3 separate regions of the Mus musculus genome follow, and regions 1 and 3 are each linked to region 2. Evidence: chromatin loops called from intact Hi-C (ENCODE). Cell type or tissue: heart. All regions are shown on one strand.

Region 1 (8,000 bases), 270 kb after region 2:
CTTCAACAAGCAGGCTTCAACAACTTTATTTTTTCTCCTAGACTTTTTACACCATCTAACACAAAAATTCTCCATGCAAGAAAAAAAGATTACCTCATAGCTATAAGTTACACTCTAAAAACAATCACCATAAGAACATGTTCTTCAAGAACAGCTTAAAACATTACACAAAAGGAGCTTACAACAGGATTATTAATGTATTCTTTTGAAACTCATAATTAAACATCTCCCATCTATCTTTCTCTCTATAAGTTCATCATAACCCCAAAGCAGTAATTCTTTTGTCATTGATTAACAAAGTTTAAGCCAGCCAGCCTATAGTAGCAAGTTTCTCCCTGACGACAATTTGTATTTAGTAAGAAACAGCTCATCATCTCTCTTATGTCTTAGTTTTGAAGACTTGTTCAGCTAAAATGACTAATAATATATTCTCTATTATACTCATTATAGAATGATTTATTTTTTGTTCATAACCCCATCTTTTCACGGTGCACACCAAAACCTGTGGCCACATCCCTAGATCACAAGCTCCAGGACTCAGAACCAAGCTGGGAATGACTGTTTCCTTTGACCATTAGCTGTCGCAAGCCTGTGTTTCCCTTCCTAGTACAATTTCGTGCTTGCCACGCACGGACGCTCCCCGTGCTCCTACTGTTAATTCTAACTTTATTATACCTTCCTAGCAAAGCCACCTAAACCACCTCCTTAAACTTTCTATCAACGACTCTAACTTCCTAAAACTATTTAAATCAAATCAGGAATTCTCTAATATCATTAGTTTCATCTAAACGATATTATTTTATGAAAGTTCATCTTCATACCGATGTGTAGGAAAGTTGCCCAACAGAGTGGGCTGTCTCCCAAGAGGCAACCACACCAGACTATAGGCAGTGAGGGTCTTCCCAGACCCACTCACACCACATTAGATATATGAGAAAGACAGCAACGGCAAACAGCAGCTAGAAGCAAGCCAGAAATGAAGCCCCCGGGGCTGTGCCTCTCCACTTGCCCACTGCCGTCCTTCCAGCATGGTGTCCTCCAATTCTACCTTTTGGCTGTTGTTAGAAAATCAGCTGCAGTAAGCATGGAGGTGCAGATAGCTCTCTGAAACAGATGATCGCTTCTTTAGATATATGTGCAGTAGGGGAACTGCTCCGTCATATTACTGTTCTAGTCCTAGATGTATGAGCAACTCGCCATTTTCATGATTGTGCTAATTGGTGTTCCCACCAATACTGAATGGGGATACTCTGTCTTCATGCACTTCCAGGACACCTGGGGATTCATGATAGTCTCTGAATCCCTCATCCTGTCTTCTTTCCTTCATGTGACGTTTTCTACCATGTATGCAGGCTGAATTCCAAAAGCGAGCCTCCTCCACTCCATTTCTCTCTAGGTGATTCCTACTGGCTTGACCTGTTCAGTGTATCTACTCCTCATAGCTACCCTGCATCACGCTGACCACACACCACCTCCTGCCCATGCTTTTGTGATGGCCTCTGAACTGTCTCTCTGCTTCCACCCTGCCCTCTATAGATTCATTTCATGTAAGAGCCAGAGTAAAACTTTCATGTTACCTCATGCACAGACCTGGAATTTCCCAGCTACTTATTTTTTTTTTTCTTCTTAGCTGTGTTTTAAGTGTCAGATTCAATGTATCAGCAGTCTGCTTCCTTTAAAGCTAGATTCTTATCTCTCTCTGGATTACTTTAAGTAAGAAGAAAATAGGAATGCTTTTGAATAAGTGGCGAGTGGTTGACTGCATTGCTTTAGCAGATTAGAACCTGGGGAGAAGGAAGTGAGACAGAGAGACCAGATGCAAAATCACTCCAGAGAAGCCCTTGAAAGTCACACCTTCCTCTCAGGAGTTTGAGGAAGCCTTGCCACCGACAAGCTAGCCTACAGGGTCAGTCCAGCCCCACTATGCAACGCCCATGGCTTTGGTCGGCATCAATCACTTTCTTTCCAATTTTAATTTTATTCCTAGATGGAGGGGAAGAAAGCGGTTATAAGTGAGTGGAAAGCACTTCAGGAGAACCGGAGTGCCTCCAGCTACAGCTTTAGCACTGTCTGCCTGGACTGTTAACTGAATTCTATTTCCCCAGTACAGGGGAAATCTGGCACACGAGGCACACGATGGCAGTGTTGGTTAAATAACAGCTGATACTCAAAACCAACCCTTGGTAAGCATTTCTAGTGACTTGGGGACTCAAGAGTACGGTCAGAAGTGCTGCCAGAGTTTTGATTTGGGGGGACTCTCAACAAACCAGGTCCAGCCATTTGCCCCTCCCCCCCCAATCAAATGGAAAAACGACTAGTGAAAAAAGGACTGTATTCAATACAGCTCTATTGGAAAACGGGGGCAAGTTTGTTCAGTTCCACTGGTAAGGGACAGATAACACACTATGTTCTTGTAAGAGCCCACTAGTAGTTCATATTATAAACAAGAAACTTCAAGTACCCACTGAGAACTGTTTTTTTTTTTTTTTTTTTGAGTTAATCTTTAACCTCAACGTAATTGATCACAGAGGGGTGCGATGACCTTGGTGTATCTGACACCTCCACTCTTGATCTGGTTGTACCTCAGGTCTGGTTCTGTGTGTTCCTGGAGAAGTCTGTATAACGGGATAATTGATCACAGAGGGGTGCGATGACCTTGGTGTATCTGACATCTCCCCTCTTGATCTGGTTGTACCTCAGTTCTGGTTCTGTGTGTTCCTGGAGAAGTCTGTATAACGGGATGGGTAAAGTCCCTTAGTCATTAGAGGACTACTTCTGCATAGTGGGGCCAGCCTTGGTCCTTCTTAGGACAACGTGGCCATTAGTTATTTGTTATTTGTTTTTGTTTTTATCACACATAGATGTTCTGTTTGAATGGCTACTCTTGGAATCTTGAGGGGATGGGGGGGGGGGAAGTTCTCTCGCACTTTATTTTTAAGAAAAGGTTTACTGCACCTTAGGCTGGTTTCAAACTTGTGTAGCTGAGGCTGACCGTGAGCTCCGGTCCTCCTGCCGACAGCTCCCTAGGGCTAGGATTACAGGTGCTCACCCTCATGCCCCACCCGAGGGCTTGGTACATTCGAGGCAAGCATTCTGCTAACTGAGCTTTGATCTTTATTATTTATTGACACCTTCCTGCTTTGCAGCCCAGGCTAGACTGAACTCACAAATTCTCCTGCCTCAGCCTCCCCAATGCTGAGATTACAGGAATGTACCACCAGGGTCTTTTCTTTGAATGTATCTTGTCACTACACATTTTAAGAGATAAAGTTAATCTTATTTTGGTGTTTTTAGTCATACATGAAGAAAAAGGTTAGATAATATAAGACGTATCTACCTTGTAGTACTAGTTTTTAGGCATGTGCATCGTAACTGAAAACATGGAAAGCTGCTCAGGAATCGGACCCAAAGTTTAAAGAAGACAGATAAGAAATTAAGGGGGGGTGGGGAGCTTGCCAAGTTTTGAGCTTGCTGTTAGCTACCCAAGCAACCCAAGTTAGGAGTCAGAGCTTTTAGCAAAGGCAGCCTCTAGGTCCTAGTCGCAGACGCACACTTAGACCAGAGTCTTCCGCACCTGCGTGCTAAGGAAGCGTGGGAAGGCGCGCGAGCTGCGCCCTCTGGCGGCGGTGCGTTGTACTCCGCACGCGCGGGAGCGAAGGCGCGGGGCCTCTCGGGATGGCGAGCGGCTTGCCGCGCTTCCTGCAGGCGCTGCCGGCCGAACACGGGCCGGAGCCGCTTCGGACGCGGGTGCAGGAACCGGACTTACAGCAGTGGGGCTTGACTGGTGAGCGGGCCGGGGACGCCCGGGGGCGGGCGGGAGCCGGGAAGGCGCGCGGCAGCGCTGGCCTACGCGGGGACAGCGGGGGAGCCAGCAGCTTCCCGGCCGCTCTCGCTCCTCCCAGTCTGCGTTTCCCTGCCGACTGGGCATGCGCACTCACTTGTTGCGGCTCCCTAATGAACTCTCAAAGTTGCGCTGCCCAGCAAAGTTTGTCCTGTCCTGTGCCTCTTGTGCTTTCGTATTAAGCCCACTTGCCATTACGAGTCCCAAGTGAGGGGATCCCACATGTGTGGACCCCAGGTGTGTAGGCTCCAGATGTGTAGACCTCAGTTTGTAGGTTCCAGATTTAGAGACCGCCGGCCTGCAGACCCCAGTGGACCTGGAGCATCCTCATCCTGCGGCGTTCTCTCTATTCCACATCCCAAGACTCCTTTCCTTATGTGTCTGCTGGGAATGTAGTGCTGGTGTAACGGAAAGTCATAATGACTCACCAGTTGTCACCTCGTGGTCGTTATTTGTTGCTGTCGAGAGAGTACTGTGGGGTATGGGGAGCAGATAAACAAAATAAATAGCGGCCCTAGGACCCAGTTTCTTTACTAGCGGATACGTGCTTTTGAAAGCATAAGGAAGCGCTTGACTTACACGTGCCAAGTACCACCAAAAGGTGAGGGTTTGGAAAGGCAACAAAATGTGCCTTTCTGCCAGGCGGTGGCGCACCCTTTAACCCAGCGCTTGGAAGGCAGTGGCAGGTGGATCTCTGAGTTCAAGGTCAGCCTGCTCTACACAGCTAGTTCCATGATAGCCAGGGCTATGTAATAGAGAGACTCGTTCTTTAAAAAAAAAAAAAAAGTTCCGTTAGCTTAGAGGAGGGGCAGATGACGATGAGGGCGAAGTGAAAGACAAGCAGTTCATATTAATATTTTCCATTTATATTCAACTTTAAAATTTTTATTTTTGAGATTATAGTTACACCTCCTCTTTACTTCTTTACACTCTCATAAACCCTCCCATTCTCTCCTTCAAATCCATGTTCCCTCCCCCCACTTAATCGTTATCCTATGCTTATACCTATGTACATAAATACTCCTAGATATACTAGTTCAGTGTGTTTAGTGTCACTTGTATGTACGTTTCAGGGCTGACTGGTTGGCACTGGACAGCCAGTTGGTGTGCTCCTCCCTAGAGAAGACCCCTTTTATTGCTCTTAGCTTTTCTTAGTTGCCTGTAGTTCTTTGTGTAGGATTGAGGCCTCAATGGCTCCTCTCTGTTCATTTTGGCATGCTCACTGGTACTATCTGCATGTGTGGGCAGTCATGTTGGTGACAGTGTAAACAAAGCGTCTGGTGTTACTTGGAGACACAATTTGACAACAAAGTTTTTGACCTTGCTTTCTGTCCCCTCTTCCACAATACCTTAGGTGTGGATCTATCCATTGGGACTGAGTTCTACACTCTGCATTCTAATTGGTTGTGGTCCTCTCTATTGCTCTCCATCTCTGTCAAAGGAAAGTTTCCTTGATGAGGGGAGAGGACTGCGCTTATTTGTGGGTATAAGGACAAGTGTTAGTAGAAGGCAGCATTACAGCTCAGGGTTCTCTGATTCCTGTTTCTCAAGTCCTTCCACCTCTGGGCATGCACCCTAGGTCAATAGAAATGGACTGTCTATTTTGGGGATCTCCTGGACAGCCCCGACAGCACAGTTCAGTTGCCCTTTCTGTTTACTAGAATAAATGCAGTATTCAGAGATGGCAATCCATTGAAAACCTTCTGGCCTTTCTTCCCTGTATGTGCTCATGAAATAATTTATGCCTACAGAAAAAGAAATTTTAGTTTACAATCCTAACAACTCAAAAGAGGGCTTCTCATGTCTTCTATTTGGGTTTTTATTGGGTGGTCTTTGGCTCTGGGAGGGAGCATTGTCAGCCCAGGTGAGAAGAGTGTGTTAAAGCTACATATGTATATTTATACACAGATTTACATTATTATAGGTTTGTTTTGGTTTTAGATACGTAACTGTATGATTCTTTGTGACTTTTTTAGATACCCGTACTGTTATTTTACCCTCCTTTTTCCTTCTGAGTAGTTAGCTAGGTTTCCAGTACAGGTCAGACATGTTTTCCCTCTTGTTGAGCCAGTCTTTTCCCTTCCTCCCAGGAGAGTGCCCCCCTCCCCTTTATCATTCTCCCTATCTGTACCTGATTTAAATCTGGCTTTGTGGACTGGCCTTAGTGTATTAAGCTTATCTTGATTGATGTTTGTCTGCCTATATGCGTGCCAGTGGCCTTGGGATTGATACTTTAAAATATGCAGAAGGGCCAGAACTGTATACAGATCAAATCCAGCTGCATGTAATGGTCCAGGAGGAGCCTATGTGTGCAGGGGCATTCTTGATAAAAGAAAGTGAGCAGACAAGAGGGTGCAGGTTTGAATGCATGGGATAGATATGAAATGTAGATATTATCACAGCCAAATACTTATTACAGTTATGAATTTAATATTTTAGATTTATTATTTTATGTGTGAGTGTTTTGCCTGCATGCATGTGTATGTATTACATGAGCTCCTGGCTCCTATGGAGGTCAGAAGAGGGTATTGTATTCTCTGGGACTAGAGTTACAGATAGTTGTGAGCTTCCACGTGGTACTGGGAGTCTTGAGTCCCCTGCAAGAGTAATAAGTGTTCCTAACCCCTGAGCCAACTCTCCAACCCATAGCTGTGGATTCTTAAATCCTCATCACAGTATATCTAGAATACAGAGTGCAGAATGTAAGTTTCTTTACACTGAGCAACACTGGTAATTGCTAATTTGAGAAGTTAAAAATAGCTTTTTTTATGGTTTACCAGACTGTTCATTTGGCGGTTAGTAATGGTGGAAACTTGTTTATGCATCCTTGGATTAGAAAGCACCTTCTGACTTTTTTGGTTTGTGAGTTTGTTTGCCCTGTCACTTTGGTCCTTTGCCTGAGAGCGAGGCACTAACCAGGACCCTAGAGGTTAGAAAACAGAATGCATTTCCCTGATCCCCGTGGTTCTGTTACGGCTTTGCTGTCCGAAAGGAAGCATGTAGTTTGGAGCAGGAGAGCCACAGCCAGTCTGGAGTGGAGGTGGATCTGTGCTTCCCGTTTTTCTCTTGGCCTCGTGGCTTTTACCTGTGGGCTTTGGCTAGGTTGTGGAGCATCTGTGTTGGCGTGGATTAAGGTGGAAGGTACCAGTTTCTAGAGCTGACTGTACAGTGGCTTGCTTTGGTTTGTTTGCTTTTTGTTTTTCTGGATTCCTGTCCATGGAGGCGGACATGGTGGCCCAGTTCTGTGGTACTGACACAGGTGCTAGCCTTGAGGCCATTCCTCCAGTCTTTCCAACAACTTTACAGTGACCTAATTCTCTGTATTAAACTCTTTTTCTGTCTAAACTACTTAGGATATCTTATATCTCTGCATTTGACTCTTAAATGTTAATGTTGTTATCTCTACTGATAATTTTTATTCATTTTTGAAAATTAAACTTTTAGGGGCTGGGAAGATCGCCTGCAGATAGAGCAGGTACACCTTTACAGAGGACCCAAGTTCTCTGAGCACAGACATGTAGCTCACCACTGCCTATCATTGCAGGTCCATGGCATCTGATGTCCTCTTCTGGCCTCTGTGTGCATCTGCACTCAAGTGCGCATAACCAGACACAGCCACACAGCACACATATAATTCAAAATAAATCGTTTTTTTTTAAATAAGAAAATTAAACTTTTCTAATATGGCAGTCACAGATTCACAGGTAGTTACAGGAAATAATATAGAGAGCTCTCTGTAGGCTCTATCCAGTTTCTCCCAGTGATACCAACTTGCAAAATAAGATATCAGTTAGGAGTTGATATCTGTCTACACAGTCAAGATGGAGAACATTTCCAGTGCTGTAAGCCCCTCCCACCGTCGGGTTAATTTACCAGCATGCACCAGGTTGAGTCTCCTCCCCCTGAAACATCCATTTCCCCATCCATACTCCTGAATTCCTGTTGGCATTCTGGTTTTCTAAATGCCCGGTAGCTTCCAGCTTGCAGGATATTAGGGTGTCTTTAGCCTACAGCTCTAGGTTCTTAACCCGCCTTTTGCAAACCAGTTCTGTAAACCACATGGACAGATTAATCACAGCAGTGACTCCATTCTTGGTACCAATTTCCAGTGACAAAATATCTGATGAAAGTGATTTAAGAAGGGAAGTATTTATTCAGA
Region 2 (8,000 bases):
CGAAAGCAACTTGGGGAGGGAAGAGTTTATTATACTTATTCTTCTTTTTGTTTGCTTATTTATTTTACTTATCCACTTTATATCTCACTTACTGTCCCCCTCCTGCTCACAACCCCCCCCATACAGTCCTTTCCCCCATACCCCTTCTTCCTCTCCTCTGAGCTGGTGAGGATCCCCCTGGGTATCCACACACACACACTCTGGCACATCAAGTCTGTGGGGCTAGGTACATCCTCTTCCACTGAGGCCAGACAAGGCAGCCCAGCTAGAAGAACATAGCCCATGCACAGGCAACAGCTTTTGGGATAGTAACCCCCCTCCAGTTTGGGACCCACATGAAGACCATGCTGCACATCTGCTACATATGTTCAGGGAGGCCTAGTCCCTGCCTGCATATGTTCTTTGGTTGGTGGTTCAGTCTCTGAGAGCCACAAGGGGCCAGATTAGTTGACTCTGTTGGTCTTTCTGTGGAGTTCCTATCCCCTTAGGGGCCACAATCCTTCTTCCTATTTTTCCATAAGAGTTCCTAAGCTCCATCCACTGTGCATCTGTCTGAGTCAGCTGCTGGGTGGACATGCTTACTCTTCGATATCATAGTTCATCATTAATGGCAGTCAGGGCAGGAACCTGAAGGCAGGAACTAATGCAGAGGTCACGAGGAGTGCTGCTTACTGGCTTGCTCCTCAAGGTTTGCTCAGCCTGCTTTCTTATAGCACTCCAATCCACCAGTTCAGGGTGGAACCACCCACAATGGGCTGGACTCTCCCACATCAATCATTGATTAAGAAAATGTCCTACAGGCCTACCTACAACCCAATCTTATAGAGGCATTTTCTCAATAGAGTTCCCTCCTTTCAGATGACTCTAGCTTGTGTCAAGTTGATATAAAACTAGCTAGCACAAATGGTCAGGACCCTTTTAAATATTAGAATACCTGCCTGGAAGGCTGCACCTGGTGACCAAATGGTGATGTGTTTTTTTTTTTTTTTTTTTGGGTGGGTGGGGGGAACATTCAGAGACCATATGTCCAGGTAATACTCCAATCCTCTCAAATCACTGGTTCTCTGGGTCTTATTTGTCAGAGCAGATTCATAAGTTGATGTGTGCTAGACCTAAAGACCTAAAGAGACTCCTGTAACTACTGTATAGTTATCTGTGGGAAACAGCACAGTCAGTCATCACTGTTAGCTTATTTATAATTTCTGTTATCAATACTGCTTTAGGTTTTTAAAGAGTTATTTTATGTATATTAGTGATGTTTTCCATATATATATGTATGTGTATATATATATATATATGTATACACACACACACATACATACGTATATGTGTGTGTGTGTGTGTGTGTGTGTGTGTGTGTGTGTGCACCACAAGCATGCCTATGCCCAAGAAGGTCAAAAGATGACATAGGAGCACCTGGAGCTGGACTTACAGATGACTGTGAGGCATAATCTGGGTGCTGAGAACTGAGTTTGGGTCCCCTGGAAGCGCATCAAGTCCTCTTCACCACAGAGCCGTCTCTTCCACCACTATAAACAGTGTTTGTGAACACATGCTATATGCCGGGCTCTATGCGTTTTTAAATAAGCATTCAATCCTCATTATGACCCTGCAAGAATGATATTAATTATTATCCCCAACTGCATTTAAAAAGTTAAGCAGTTTGACAAGGCCACGCAGCTGTAAAGTAGCAGACTGCAAGCCTAAGGAGCAGGTGCTAAATATCTGTGTCATGCACGGTAGAGCAATTGTTTTCATTTGTCTATGTTTAAAAGCTCTTCCTTTGTGATGCCAAGAAGGCTATATTTCCTTTAAAAAATAACTCTAAACAGAACTATGAGTCAATAAAAGTCAAATGTAAAGTCCTTTGCTAGAATTAGAAAAAAATGACCTGGTCCCCAACTCAGCACACATTTAAATAGCCCACTTGCTTTAAGATAATAAACTGCTTTACAGAGTCTGACCTTGTGAGGACGTACTTTCTCATTCATACGGTAAAACCCATGAAGGTCATCACAGAGAGACGAATGACTGAGACTATATCAAAAAGTGTCAGGCCGGGCATGGTGGCGCATGCCTTTAATCCCAGCACTTGGGAGGCAGAGGCAGGTGGATCTCTGAGTTCGAGGCCAGCCTGGTCTACAGAGTGAGTTCCAGGACAGCCAAGGCTACACAGAGAAACCCTGTCTCGGAAAAAAAAAAAAAAAAAAAAGCGTCAGGGTACACCATATTTAGGTTAATAAAAAAAGAGTGAACTGCAAATCTCAAAGGGGAATCTGGGATACTGCTCAAACCACAAAGAAACCACAAAACAGAATAATAGGCACACATGTTCAGAAGTTTGCCCACTGTGTGTCCTCATCCACTGCACATCCAGTTCCCTACAGCAGCTCCCAGAAAGTGAGGAGGAATGTTGGCATGGAGACGGTACCCGGTGAACAAGCAGAAACAGCATCCTATTTTCAGCATCTATGTTAGTTAGTGACAAGACACTAGGCCCAGGGCAGCTTAGAAAAGAAAGTTTATTTCACCAATGAGATGTGCCGAGCTCTCCTGAAACAACACCTCTGGCCCAAGGCAGCACCGGTGAACTGACCGTCCATCAACCCTTACTTTAACAGAGAGAAGAACTAACAGGATGGCAGAAAACATAGATCCTAGATGTATTATTAATACCCTTTGAAAAAGATTTTGTTCAATGTTTTTGTGTACATGTTTTGCCTGCTTGTACTTACGTGAATCACATGTGTGCAATGCCTGAAGATGTCAGAAGAGGGTGGTACATCCCCTTGACCTGGACTCAGAGATCGTTGTGAGCTGCCATGTGGGTGCTGAGACCCAAACCTAAGTTCTCTGCAAGGACAGCCAGCACTCCTAACCATTTATCCATCTGGATTTAATTTTTTTTTTTTTTTACTTTACATTAAAATCTTGGAACAGATCACATTCCAGAGTTACATTTTATTTTCATGATGCCTGGAACAGGAGGAGAGGGCAGTCCGTGTTTTGGTGATTCTTTTTTCTGACTTCTAAGCTAGACAAAGATTTACCATCAAGTTTGATAAGGGAAAAGAAACTAAGATTTTATTTGGAAAATATGGAATATATGGTCCCTAAATGTCTGCTGTGTTACAGTCTACTTTGTGAAAACCCACCAGGCTGCCTCCTTTGTAAAGTTAAAAAAAAAAAAAAAAAAAAGAAGAAGAAGAAGAAGAAGAAGAAGAAGAAGAAGAAGAAGAAGAAAGAAAGAAAGAAAGAAAGAAATCTAAGAACCATCAAGGTAATAGACCCAGTGGGTTTCTATTGGTTTTTCTTGGTTTTGTTTTATTTTGTTTGGGATGGGGCGTGACCCTGGTACCTAGACTATCCTGATTAAGAATTGCCACTTTGTTCCTTATCAGAACAATAAATATTTTGTATTCTACAGTTTAAAAAAAAAAGAAAAGAAAGTTTAATAGGGCTTCCTGTTCCCAGGGGTTAGACTTTATGGTGCTGGACTGAAGGCATGGCAGCAGATGGCTCTGGCAGCAGCTGAGTCATCACATCTCCATCCCCAAGCAGAGGCAGGGTTCACTATGAGAGGGATGAGTCTTTTGAAACTCAAAGCCCACCCCCAGTGACACACCTCCCCTTCAAGGCCACACACCCCTAATCCCTTCCCAATAGCTCCCCAACCTGGGGACCACAAATCAAACATATGAGCAGGGATGGGGTGGGGTGGGGGATGTTAGTATTCAAACCACCACAGCATCCATGCTGTCTCCAGTATAGTTCACTCTGTAACACCTCTGGCTGTATTAACCCACAGTGATATTCTGCAACATAGCTTTATTGGGCTTTCAGCAAGAAAGATCTTCATGAACTTCATGTACTTTGAAACTCGTTTCAGAGAGAATATGCATAAGAGGCACAGACTATAAAATGATAGTCAATGGTCACTCTTCTACCCATTTTTCCTCACCGTTGTGGCAGCATGAATGAGATTGTTCTCCACAGGCCCTGGCACTTGAGTGCTTTGTTCCCAGTTAGTGGTGCTGTTTGGGGAGGTCTAGAAGATGTAGTCTTGTTGAAGGAATTACGTCACTGAAGCAAGCACAAGATATCCTTGAAAATCGGCCTGAGCTGAAGATCTTGACCTTGGTATCAATCGAATGAGCTCTGAGCTATGCATACTTCAGCAAAAGCAATCTGAGAGTAGAATCTGGCAGAGTAGACCAGGCACGTGGCCAGGGGTCTGCCTCACTACACTGAGCTTTGGGACCATAAGTCCAGTGCTCCACTCAGAGGATAGATGAGAAATGGTACAGGGACCAGACACAGTGGTCCATGTCTTCAATTCCAGAACTTAGGAGTGGGGCAGGAGGATTGCCACAAATTCAAGGCTAATTGATCTGCATTCCAAGCCATTGAGGACTACAGAGTGAGATCCTGTCCCAAATCAATCAATCAATCAATCAATCAATCAATCAAACAAACAAACAACCCACGAAGGTAACAGAATCAAACACAAGACCGGAGAGATGGTGACAATATGAACCAGACATTAATAAGGATGTAAGAAGGCAGGCCCGTGATGCCCTAGCACTAGGAAATAAGCAAAATGCCTATAAAGGTGTATCAGGTAGCAAAAACGAATACAATAGGTGAGTATGAAAACAGAAAATAGTTAAACGAATTACAGGGAGCATTTAGGGCCAAATAAAATACACCCACGAGGCTGCAGCAGGAAGATAGATTCTACCAGCAGGGGGCGCATGAGGGTGGCTTTTATTGTCACAGCATCCAAGTTTTGATACCAAGTTTTGACAAGCAGCTGTTACCAGTGGATAGAGAGGCTCCAGGTTGGAAGTGTCCTAAGGCAGCTAGAAGTCACTACAGCCTGCATAAAACATGAAGAAAGCGTTGCTGCTTCCAGTCATGTGACAGAAGAGTCAAGGTGCAACAAGATTTGGTTTTGTGTTGAAAGACAAATGCTTGAAATTCAATGATGTGTGTGCGTGCGTGCCTACGCGCCCATGTGCCATCCTCGTACTTGGCAAGATGGAGGCCGAAAGGTCAGGAGTTTGAGTTCTATGAGATGTGGTTTTCAGAATACAACAAAACAAATGCAAAACAGGAGTAACAAATGAAAAGGCTGCCCTCAAAGTAACTTGATCTTTCTTTCCTCTCCTCTCCTCTACCCCCTTGCCCTTCCTACTGTCTCCCCCCCCCCCCCCCGCAGCCTTCCCCCCTCCCCCGCACCTTAGTGATCACAGCAACTTCCAGCTGAGATTTGAAATGAGAAATAGGTCACACTAGCTGACCTTGTCTCGTAGTTGCTTTTAAAGTTATTGTGAGAGGAGCGACAGCATATACGTGGAAAGTCAAAGTATATGACACAGTGTCACAGGAAAGCTTGGGGTGACCCAGGGAAGCCACCATACAATACCTGGGAAACTCGAGGCTCTTCTTCAGTGTCTTTAGTCTTCTTAATAAAAGAATTTAAGAATGGATTCAAACGGAAGATTGAGGGTGATTTGTTAGTGTTTAAAAGGAAAACCTTCTGACAGACAAGATGGAAGTCTTGCAGCTGCCTGGAAGGCAGGAGGAGAACGAGGAAGAGAAGGCAGCAGATTCATACTGCTTGCTGTAAGGCTGCCCAGAGGTCAGCCACAAGATGAGGAGCAGAACTGAGGCAAAGGGGTAAGGAAGCCCACAGTGTTAGGCAGAGTTCAAAAGCAGCCTTAGGTCCTGGCCAGCATCTGAAAGACAGTCAGAAGAAAAAAGAAATAGTTACACCTTTCTGAGTGAGTTGGGACTCAGAAAGGTGGGAATACCAAGAGTCAATTCTCTCTTTCCATCTTTACGTAGCTTCTAGAGATCGAATTCACATTGCTAGGCTTGCATGCAAGTGCCATTGTGTACTGGTCTATCTGCCTTCCAGGCAGTCGCTTGTACCTTATGGAATCTAAAGGGACCATTTGCTATCTGGTGGTTGACAATCCACAGACCGAGAGCTGGGGCTAACAAGATCTGAGGATCTCGGCACAAGAGAATACCAACTGGGTGCATCTAGGGCTTTGACATTTATTGATGCACCTCAGCATGGCCTCCAGGAATGAGTAACTAGGGCCACGGCTAGGAGGAAGGAAGCATGGTACACCTCCCAGGATTTATTTCATCACAGATGTGTGTGCACGCAGGCACATGTCAAGTCCATGTGCGTATGTATGCTGGCTAAAGCTCAGGCTTGCCTGTCATTCCTCAGAAATCCTCCCCCCGCCCCCCGCTTCTTTTTTGAGATAGAATCTTTCAGTGTGCATTGGGGCTTGAACTCAGGTCCTTACGCATGCACAGCAGGCCATCACGGAAATTTTAACATTAGTTTTGTTTTCTAAAATATTGCATTAGAATATCACTTATTGGATTTTGCCTCATGGGCCTGGTATGAGAATGGAATTAAGACATATTCAGGATAAATGAGTGTTAGAGGTCTATTTGTCTTTTGGTTAGAATTGCCAGAAGCTTGCTATAGAACACAATAAATAGTATTGGGGCTCACATGAAAACGGGGGAAACTGCATGCAGGGAGTGAGTTCTCATTAGAACTTACTTGATGTTTTTGAACCCCTGCCAGCTGAAAGAAGGGGGAACCCCACTGTTTTAAACTGCCAAGAAGCTGCCTTCCAGGGGAAATTTGTCTTTGTCAGGGCTTTGTCTTTGTCTTAGCAGTGACTACTTGATGAGCCCTCTTGATTGTGCAGATGTGAGCCAAGTACCAGTTAGGGGTGGCTATGGGTAGTTAGATGTCAAGAACTTGGCTTCAGGGACTTCAGATGAGCAAAGTTTTCTGTTTAACAGGGACAAAAGCTGGCCTGACAGGACGAGGTGCAATCACAGATATTTAATAATTTTAATTAGTCTTAGGAAATACTAAAATCTTTAGTAGTGAGAAATTCACATTATACTTTCAGTGATTCACTTGGATGGCAGCAATAATTGTATATGTGTGTGAGGAGAGAGGAAAAATTGTGGAGAACAGTTAATGAATGATGAATCAAGTAGGAGATTTGTAAAACTTTATTGTGCTGTTTTGTAGCTCTTCTCACAAGAAGAGAAACAATTATGAGTGGAAATATGTTCAAAAAACAAAGATAGGTTATATGTGTGTATGTATGTATCTCTCTCTTTCTCTCTCTCTCTCATCTATCTACCTGTACTCAGGGGTAAGGTAGTAGATGGCTATATTCAAAGGTAAGGACCGTGGATGGACATAGTTATATTGTTCTTAGCAAACTTTTTCATAATTCAAAACTCCAGTCTTAGATTTAAACCAAGTTTTGCCGTTCCACACACTTCCTCTCCTTATGGCTCACACACAAGCCATCCTGGACTGGTTGGCGATCTGGTGCTAGAACAGCTTGCCACATCCCAGAGTGACTCTGGTTTTAGTGATGGTGGCTTGTCAAGAATGCTTGGAAGCTTCTTAGGAATTTATGTCAGCATTGTTTCCAGAAATGTATTTATTGACCATAATATCGGCCTGGGTCTGCGCAATTTTTAAGGCTTATTTTGTATGCTCAACATAAGGAGAATGACACAGAAAATTCACACAGGTCTTTTCTTACTGCTCCAAAGTCCCTCTGAGAAACTGACATGCCACGTTTATTGCACGGTTTCCCCTCCCCCAACATCGGATGCATATAAACAGCGGCGTTGAAAGGCTGGGATGGGGCATAAATTACCGCCAGCTGTCTGAAGCCTTGCTCATAATTTCCTTCTTTGAGGTTTTTGTTACAGCTGACAGATAAGGCGGGCCAACGGAGGGTTGGGGTTCTGAATACACACAAATACACACACACACACACACACACACACACTCACTCACTCCTAAACACAGGGAGAAGGAAATTAGGGAAACTTCTTCTTCCTCTCAATTTCAGAACTTGGTCTTATGATAAGGCAGGAAACTGATAAATGGAAATTCGGGGTCACTGGCCTAGGCCTGGGGAGAAATAAAA
Region 3 (8,000 bases), 200 kb after region 2:
TATGCTGAGACACCCCTTCTCCCTTCGGTGAGCTTATTTAGGCCTCGGGGAGGAGAGTTGAGGGGGTAGAGACAGTGGAGAGGGAGGGGGGAGGGGAATGGGGAGAGAAGGGACTGAGAAGGAAAAGAGTAAGAGGGTAAGAGAGTGGAGAATGAGGAAGAGGCAAGCAGCCCCTTTTATACTGAGTCAGGCGAACCTGGCTGTTGCCAGGTAATTGTGGGGCGGAGCATAAAAGGAATGCTGACAACGAGGAGGAGGGCGTGAGCCCCGCATCTGACAACTCCTGCTTGGATCCAGTCTGACAAGGATAAGTGCTTGGGGAGGAAATTCTTGAGGGCGGGGGTGAGGTGGGGTGAGGGGTGGATTTGCATATCTACAGCCAATCAGAAGCTACTCAGGGCTGTGATTCCGTGGTGTAAAGGTGCAGATGTTAGACTCTGGGTCCAGCGATCCGTGTTCAAATTTCAGTGTGGCCTTTTCCTTTAGTGGAAACCAAAGCTGCTGACTCTTACTGTGAAATGCCGTTCTCAGGAGAGCGCCATGGAGAAAGTTGCTGGCCAGTACATCTTTGCAGAACATAGCAGGCGTGTGTTACAGTGTTCATTATATTGGTGAAGTGACTGTGTTGTTTATACTTGTGGAATGCAGACCGTGGGAGTGAAAAGGGCTCTCTTATTCCAGACTCCAGCACGCTTATTTCAAGTGTCCTCCTGCGACGGCTAATCTTGGTGGTCAACTTGACAGTGTGTCAAGGAAGGCAGAGCCCCATTTGGGAAGATGCCTACATGGGATTGTGCGTGGGCATGTCTGTGGATAATTTTCTTGATTGCTAATTGATGTAGGCGGGTCCAGCTCACTGTGGATGACGGTTCATACCTTAGTTATGTATGCTTGGGCTGAATAAAAAAGAACCAGAAAAGGTGAGCAAGCCAGAAAGTAAGCTTTTCTCCACAGTTTCTACTTCAAGTGCCTGCCTTAAGTCGAGGGATGTCTTGACTTCCCTCGATGATCTATGAAACGAAATAAACTCTCTCCTACGTCCGTGAACAGCTCTAGAATGTGACAAGTAAGGACAGATCTGTTAATCAATCAAAGCGACTTCTTGGCTCAGGCAAGTTAACTGCTTTAGGCTTCACTTTCTTTTTTTTAAAATATTTTTTATTACATATTTTCCTCAATTACATTTCCAATGCTATCCCAAAAGTCCCCCATACCCTCCCCCCCACTTCCCTACCCACCCATTCCCATTTTTAGGCTTCACTTTCTACTCTGTTAAATGGAAACAATGGAAATATCTACCTTGTTGAGTGGTGGGACTCACATAAAATAATGCACACACAATGTCACTCTTGATATGTCCAGAGTCTATTGGTCAGAATATTTTATCCCAACAACAGAAAAGCAAACTAGAACGGAAATGTCTGTTCTGGAGCAGGGTGTCCCCCAAACCCTGTAACAGAGGATTATGCAAAATCTTCCCTAACTATTGGCTACACTTTTCTACCAGTATCCTAAGGTATCTTGTGGGCAAGTAAGGGGCTCCAGAAACTTCTGGAGAGTTCTCTCTCTCTCTTTTTTTTTTTTTTTTTTTTTTTTTGTCTCAGGAGGAGTTGGCCTGTATCATTACTTCAGATCTGGGCCCCCGGGTCAGATTCCATAGGGGACGGGATGTTTACCCCACAATTTGGGACCAGAGCAGAAGCCAGTCACTATCCTCTGAGTCTCGATGGATGATATGAGACTTCACCTGTAGCAAGAGGACTCGGTGAGAATGAAATTAAACGCTTGCGATTGGTGCTGAAGCCACCACCCAGAGAGGGAAGCCGAGGTCCCAATGGTCGAAGACGTTAAGTAAGCAGAGAAGTTTACTTTCCTGATAAACACCGACCCAGCTCTGAGGGGCTGAAGCTTTTACTTGCGGTAAAAGACCTTGCCACTCTCGGTCTCCAGATTACCAGGGGAATGGGACTCCGCCAGTCTTCCGTCCTCTTGGCCGAAGTATTGGGACTTTTTTTCCCCTCCCCCACCTCTCTCAACCACCTCTGATGGGACCTCCCATTTCTTTTCAGATCCCAGCCTGAACTCTCTAAAACAGCAGTTATACTTTTCAATACTTCGTAACTACCCAAAATTCCAACCACAGGAAAACGATTATTTCAATTTCTCCAGGCGCCTGCACGTGAAGGCTATGTAAACCTTCCTCTAACATTCCCACGGCCTTCTCCAGTGGAATTTTCCTGGGCAGAGTTCTGGCAGAAGGCAGCTGCAGCGGTTGATTTCAGACTGGTGACCCGGGGAGGAGCCACCTGGGGCGCTGCGATCCAAACTCAGCTCTTTTGGTCTCAATTAAGGAGACAGCAGCGGCCTCTGCTGGTTTCAATAGAATCTCAGAAGTTCAATGAGCTAAAACGCACTGAAATTGCTCAAACGCAAGGGCTAGCTAAGGGCTAGCTCGATTAAATTCCCTTCATCGTGTGCAGGAACAGGAGATGATGGAGCCTCGGGTGTGTCTGTAGCCAGGTGTTGAAACCCTTTCGGCCCCAGCTCACCTGAAAACGTGGCAGACCTGAGGGTCGTGGAGCCGCGATGTGTCAGCGAGCCTCGGGCCAGGCTGGTCGCAGAGGACAGGATTTTGCGGTGTGTTCGGGCTGCTACGATGTGGATTGGTGTCTCAGAGCTGAGAGATAGGACGCAAACGCGGTGTGCAAATGACTTAGAGCAGGAGTGAAGCCAGGGCCTGCTCCCCTTTCCTTCCTTCCTGTGCTAAGCCAGGGCTATGAACAGAAAGAAAATGGATCCTGTGTGGGTTAAAGAGAAAGGTCCCACCGAGATTTGAACTCGGATCGCTGGATTCAGAGTCCAGAGTGCTCACCATTACACCATGGAACCCTACACACAGAGATGCTCTGACTCACAATAGGTGACCAAATCCATTCTCCGCCTCCACACACCCCACGATTTCTTCCTCAAGCATTTCTACAGTCAGGAAGAGCAACCTAATTAACCGGAAGAATCGGACGCACTCAGGTTCGTTCTGTTCAGCTCTCGGCGTGTGGTCCACTTACTAGTGGGGTAAGCGGGTCTCAAAGAATGAGAAAGTGGATCTAACGCTTTGGAATCAGGGAAGTGCACGGCCGTTTGTTCCTGCATTGCTGGTCTCTTGTTCTGACATACAGTCCCTTGCGCAAGCGCTCCCCGGGCCACCCCCGAAAAAGGTTTTATTTTGCTTTGTAGTTCTCCCCCTCCTCGTATTGTCCAGAAAGCTCTAATGACTTCTATCCCGATCCCTCATTTCTCCTCCAGCCCCACCTCTGTTCTGCTTCTTCCGTCCTTGTCCCTCTCTTTCATGCTCCCCAACCCCCGCGTAGCACAGGCCACAAGTCATTGGGAAGTTGCAACCATAGAAAGAAAGGAAGGCGGGGCACCCACTAGAGGAGCATCATTGCATCTCTGGTCAGGGTGAAACGATCCGGGCAGCCCTTGGGGCTAGGACGGCACTGGCCTTAGGTGAGTACCAGACAGATTCAGAGCTGAGGACCCGGTGACACTTTGCTAAATCGCCTAGAACTGCAAAGCTGTGCTTGAGCACAGTGTGCCTTTTAAACTGGTGGCGGTTCCTCTCAGCGCCCCCTCGTGGCTACGTCAGCACGTGTACACAGCGGGACCAGTGGGGCCTGTGATGCCATTAAGATGGGGAGAAAACTGGGTGACACTTGCCACTTTAGAATGACGAGGTCAGCAAACTACAGTTGAGATCTATGTAGGAGAGAGACATGAGCTTCCCTCCTGGTGCCAAGTGGTAGTTGAGAAAGCATCTACATTTTAGTATTCAGAATATGGGTGGTTTCCAAACATAGTCCTAGAGATCACAGAAAAAAGCATGACTGTGTCATAGACCTTCAAAACTGCTGCAGCTAGATCTGCAAATACCTAATGGCACAGACTCTCCCACCCAGACCTGTGCACAGCCAACATTGGGTACTACTAACTCTTTTTGTTTTTCAAGACAGGATCTCTCTGTAACAGACCTGGCTCTCTGGGAACTTGCTTTGTAGACCAGGTTGACCTTGAACTCACAGAGATCCTCCTGAGTGATGGGATTAAAGGCATGGGCCACCACACACACTACTAATCATTGAATAGAGGACAGAGTTTTAGAGTCTATGTGGCAGTAGACACGGAGCCCATGGATTTTCCTCTTAGACTGAGTTATATCAGTCAGTTTCGATAAGTGCTAAGGTTTGGATTACAAGTCTTCAATACCCCTTGCTTCTCCTATGGCTTATGTGAGGTCTAGGCTCCAGCACTTTTGAGGGGTAGACCCAAGACCCTAGGGATCTCGAGGGCACGAATCTCATCAAGGGAGTATTAGGAAATGAAGCCTGGTGGGAGAAAATGGGTCAGTGAGGGACAAGTTTGACTGGTGTGCCTTGTGCAGGTCTCTTTCTCTCCTCCCTCTTCCCTCAGCTCTCTGCCTCTTGATGGCCATGGACTGAGCATCACCTCAGGGCCATGTGCTCCCTGCTCTGGCATGCACTGCCTGCTATAAAGATCCTGCCTCACCTCAGGTTGAAAGCAAGGGGCCAACCAACCATGGGCAGGAACCTCTGGGATCATAGACCAAAGAAACCTTGCCATGCTTAAGTTGCTTCTCTCCCCAAAAAAAGTTACAACGGGGAGTTACAGCTGCAGTTTTTAATCTGGTCCACAGTGGTTGCCCTGGGGCAGTATAGGGGAGTAGAATTCAATTTTTCTCAAAGTATTATTTTATTATATGAGTGACTTAACTAGAAGAGATTCATGTGTTATGCTCAAAAGGAGAAAGGGAGAAAATAAGGAAAAATAAGAAAGATGGCTCAATTCTTCCCAAATATGGAAATAATTTAATCTAAGAAGAAGAGTTTCTTCGAGGAAAAAATCCTGAATACATGACATATTCCTGGGAAGACGCAGCTCCAACTTCACGGGGCCCGTTGGAGCATCAAAAGATGGTTTAGCCACGTGGTTAAAGAGCCTCTGTAGGAACCCCTCCCAGCCTTCTTCTACCCAACTCTCAAAGCCACTGTCTTCTTATATTTGAGAAATGGGACTTGAGTTAATGATTTCATGATTGAACCCGATTTCCCACACTTAAGATGACTTAGCTGCCCCCAAAACGTAGGGCCATTAAGGAAGGGAGGCAGAAAGATCATAAGAGCCAGTGGACAGGGAGGACCAGACCAAAGGTGTCTTCTGGACAGAACCCGTGAGTTCACAGCATCTGTATTTGCCAGCACAAGATGAAGACAGGCAACATCCCAGAATATCGTGGAAAGGCCTTATGAGTCTCCATTCCTGGCCAAGAAGCTATTGGCAGTTGATAGCTTCTAGGGGAAGCAGTTTTAAGGGTGTGGCTCCTGCAGGTCTACCACATTCATTTGGATAGTCCAAACACCCACGGTATACAGGCAGCACAAATTAAATGCCATGAGAGTAAAACAGACAAGTTGGGAGAGAGTGAGGAGTTGGGGATAGATCAGGGAGCATCGGGGATGAATATGATCAAAATATATCATACTCATGTGTGAAGTTCCAAAGAATGAAAATATTATTTTAAAAAATGACCCAGTGAGATAATTCAGTGTGTAAAGTACTTCTGAAGTAGATGGAAGTCCCTAGCAAAAACACCTGTCATGGCAGTGTGCTCCCTTCCTGCTTCTAGCACTGGGGAGGCAGGACGATCGATCACTGGGGCTTGTTGGCCAGCCAGTCTTTCGCAATGGATAAGCTCCAGGTTTGCTGAGAGACTCAGTCTGAAATACTAAAGTGGAAAGCAAGAGAGAGAAATATCTGACTGGCCTGGCAAAACATCCATAGCAATGCAGAAGTAGTCCTTTTATCTTGGAGGTAGCCAACAGCTGTCAGATCAGACATATGACCCACTCTTCAGGAGGGTATTCATACCTGATACTGTAAACCTAGCTAGCTCCTCGTGCCTGAGGTCATGGACCACAGAGGACCCACTACTGCCAGTTTCCTAAACTAATATCATCTTACTGTTTTCTAAATTACCTGTCCTTATACCCACAGGTAAGCGTTGCTTTTACCCGCCCCTCCCCAAACAAGCTTCTTTTGCAAAAGATAGAGACAATTACAGAGATAGGCAACTGGTGAAAATGACGAGAGTAAGGGACTGTGGTGACGTTTAGTAACGTCTGCATCACTACCCCTACATTTAAGGCTCAGTGAAGATCACAGAAAAGGGAGCAGAACAATTGGTTGTGAAAAACAGAGGCCCAGGTTGTCTACCATTAGATAGCATCCCCTAGGCGTGACAGAGAAAATGTACCCATGACTATCAATATGGTTGCTAGAACAAGACCAGCATAATGACACCAGTTGACATGCCAACCCACATGGTCTCACCGAGAGGGAGGATCAGTTTCTTCCAGGCGTGCATGACTTTCCACATAGGTTATCCAATCCCAAGTGATCATCCCTAGCACATACATGGGAGCAAAGATAGCTCGAATCAGTAGAATGTATGTGTGTGTATGCTACATGTATATACATGTAACAATAACAAAGTAAGGGTCATGAATTTTGAAAGGCAGCCAGGGTTGGATGGGGAGTGCGGGTGATATAGAAGCAGTGTTCACATATAAAATCTAAACAAGAATCCCACCTTTTACATGAAAAGAAACCTATTGTATGTGATATGAGTGTAAGTGACCCTTAGATCTGCAGCCAGTACCATAGCAATTAGAGCATGAATAACTAACTATTGATTGATATATCAGACACTAAGCTGAGTATTGTCCCACTCTCCTTCCTTCTACAACACACCCAGACCCCTTAAAGGCTCTATTCTGTAAGCACGCTTCTAGCCTTCAGCAACTACTTGAGAGAAAGGTCATTAGATCAGTCAGTTCTCAAATCCTTTATATTTATAACAATCCTTACAGCACTAGAGCTGGGCAGATATCAGTCCTCTGTGCTATTTTGTCTGCTTCCCTGTCAGTAACCCCGAGATATCACTTGCCAGGTTCCACCTGGGCAGCTCCTACTCCAACTGGCCAGCCCTCATGGCCATGAGCTTACAATCCACCTGCCCAATGGTCCCTTCTTCCTCCTTCCATCTCCTTCTTCTCTCCTTGTGGTCACTGCCCGAACCTCCAAGCCAGGGAACTGAAGCCCTACCTAGCCTCTCTTCTGCCCAGCTCTAGGTATTTTTTTTTAGCCAATCATGGTTAACTTGGGGGGCAAGGTTTACACAACAAAAGCTGGTATCCTGAGAGCAACCAGTTCTTGGAGTATAAATTTTAGCATTTGAATATAAGCAGCAGCTCACCAACCTCCTACACTAAGAACGAATTTTTACTGGCATTCCTTAGGTGTTTCTCATCAAGCCTACTGGAGCCAAGCTGAAGCAATAAAATCATGAATTTAGAAAATACTTCCCAAAAGTTATTTTATTGATTTCCTTGATTACATTCCTTGATTACCACCATATCTACCATTTCACTCTATGTACAACACTAGGATATTCCTTAACTGTCTTTCAGCCTCAAACAAAATGTATATAGATATAGATATAGATATGCATACATTAAAGGAGAGGACAGGGAGTTGGGGAAGGGAAAGAGGGAGTGAATAAAAGTGAAATTGGAAAAGAAGTGAAATTGCCTGTTCATAGATGATGCAATATAAAATTCAGAAAACCTTAAGAATTATATACATTCACAAATGAATCAACAAAATGACAAGATAGGAAAATCATCAAACCAAAAAAAAAAAATCAATTTTTATACCTTTTTTTACTATAAAATTTTATATCTAATTTTACTATCTAAAATTAATAAGTCTACTTATGATAAAATGAAATGAATAAAACATGATCCAAAAGACCCCAAAGATCTGAAATACAGACCCTAGAAAGTGATGATGGAAGACATGGAAGAAATGCGAGGTCACCCTATGCTGATGAACAAGATGTGCTGTTGCCTCATCACCAACACTAC

The links. Hi-C counts contacts between places; a loop is a spot of excess contacts. Peaks named below come from ENCODE experiments on the same cell type or tissue, not always from the same donor. Only the 100,000 strongest peaks of a DNase experiment are listed, where the experiment ranks them.
Region 1: it touches region 2 in a loop (2.7-fold over the local background); 3 of 42 quality-filtered maps call a loop at or near these places.
Region 3: it touches region 2 in a loop (8-fold over the local background); 34 of 42 quality-filtered maps call a loop at or near these places.

The regions. Positions count from the first base shown.
Region 1 is chr3:97,605,847-97,613,846 of GRCm38, reverse strand. Chd1l (chromodomain helicase DNA binding protein 1-like) reads left to right here and starts at 3,657. Exons shown (of 23, transcript NM_026539.2): 1 at 3,657-3,784. The coding sequence starts at 3,676. It also overlaps a transcript of Fmo5 not described here. In heart, a CTCF peak has its summit at 4,477; DNase peaks (open chromatin) are centred at 3,626 and 3,916; H3K4me3 peaks cover 1,592 bases; H3K27ac peaks cover 1,208 bases; H3K27me3 peaks cover 291 bases.
Region 2 is chr3:97,876,196-97,884,195 of GRCm38, reverse strand. The region is part of intron 1 of Pde4dip (phosphodiesterase 4D interacting protein (myomegalin)); the gene reads left to right. Among named protein-coding and RNA genes, the nearest start is that of Pde4dip, 8.5 kb to the left of the region's middle. In heart, a CTCF peak has its summit at 4,738 (motif pointing right); a DNase peak (open chromatin) is centred at 4,765.
Region 3 is chr3:97,676,348-97,684,347 of GRCm38, reverse strand. Gm31242 (a long non-coding RNA gene) reads right to left here and starts at 3,785. Exons shown (of 2, transcript XR_375880.2): 1 at 3,310-3,785; 2 at 2,287-2,774. It overlaps n-TQctg2 (a tRNA gene), which reads right to left and starts at 2,889; the gene lies at 2,818-2,889. In heart, CTCF peaks have their summits at 2,358 (motif pointing left) and 3,629 (motif pointing left); DNase peaks (open chromatin) are centred at 2,397 and 3,527; H3K4me3 peaks cover 2,966 bases; H3K27ac peaks cover 2,738 bases; H3K27me3 peaks cover 577 bases.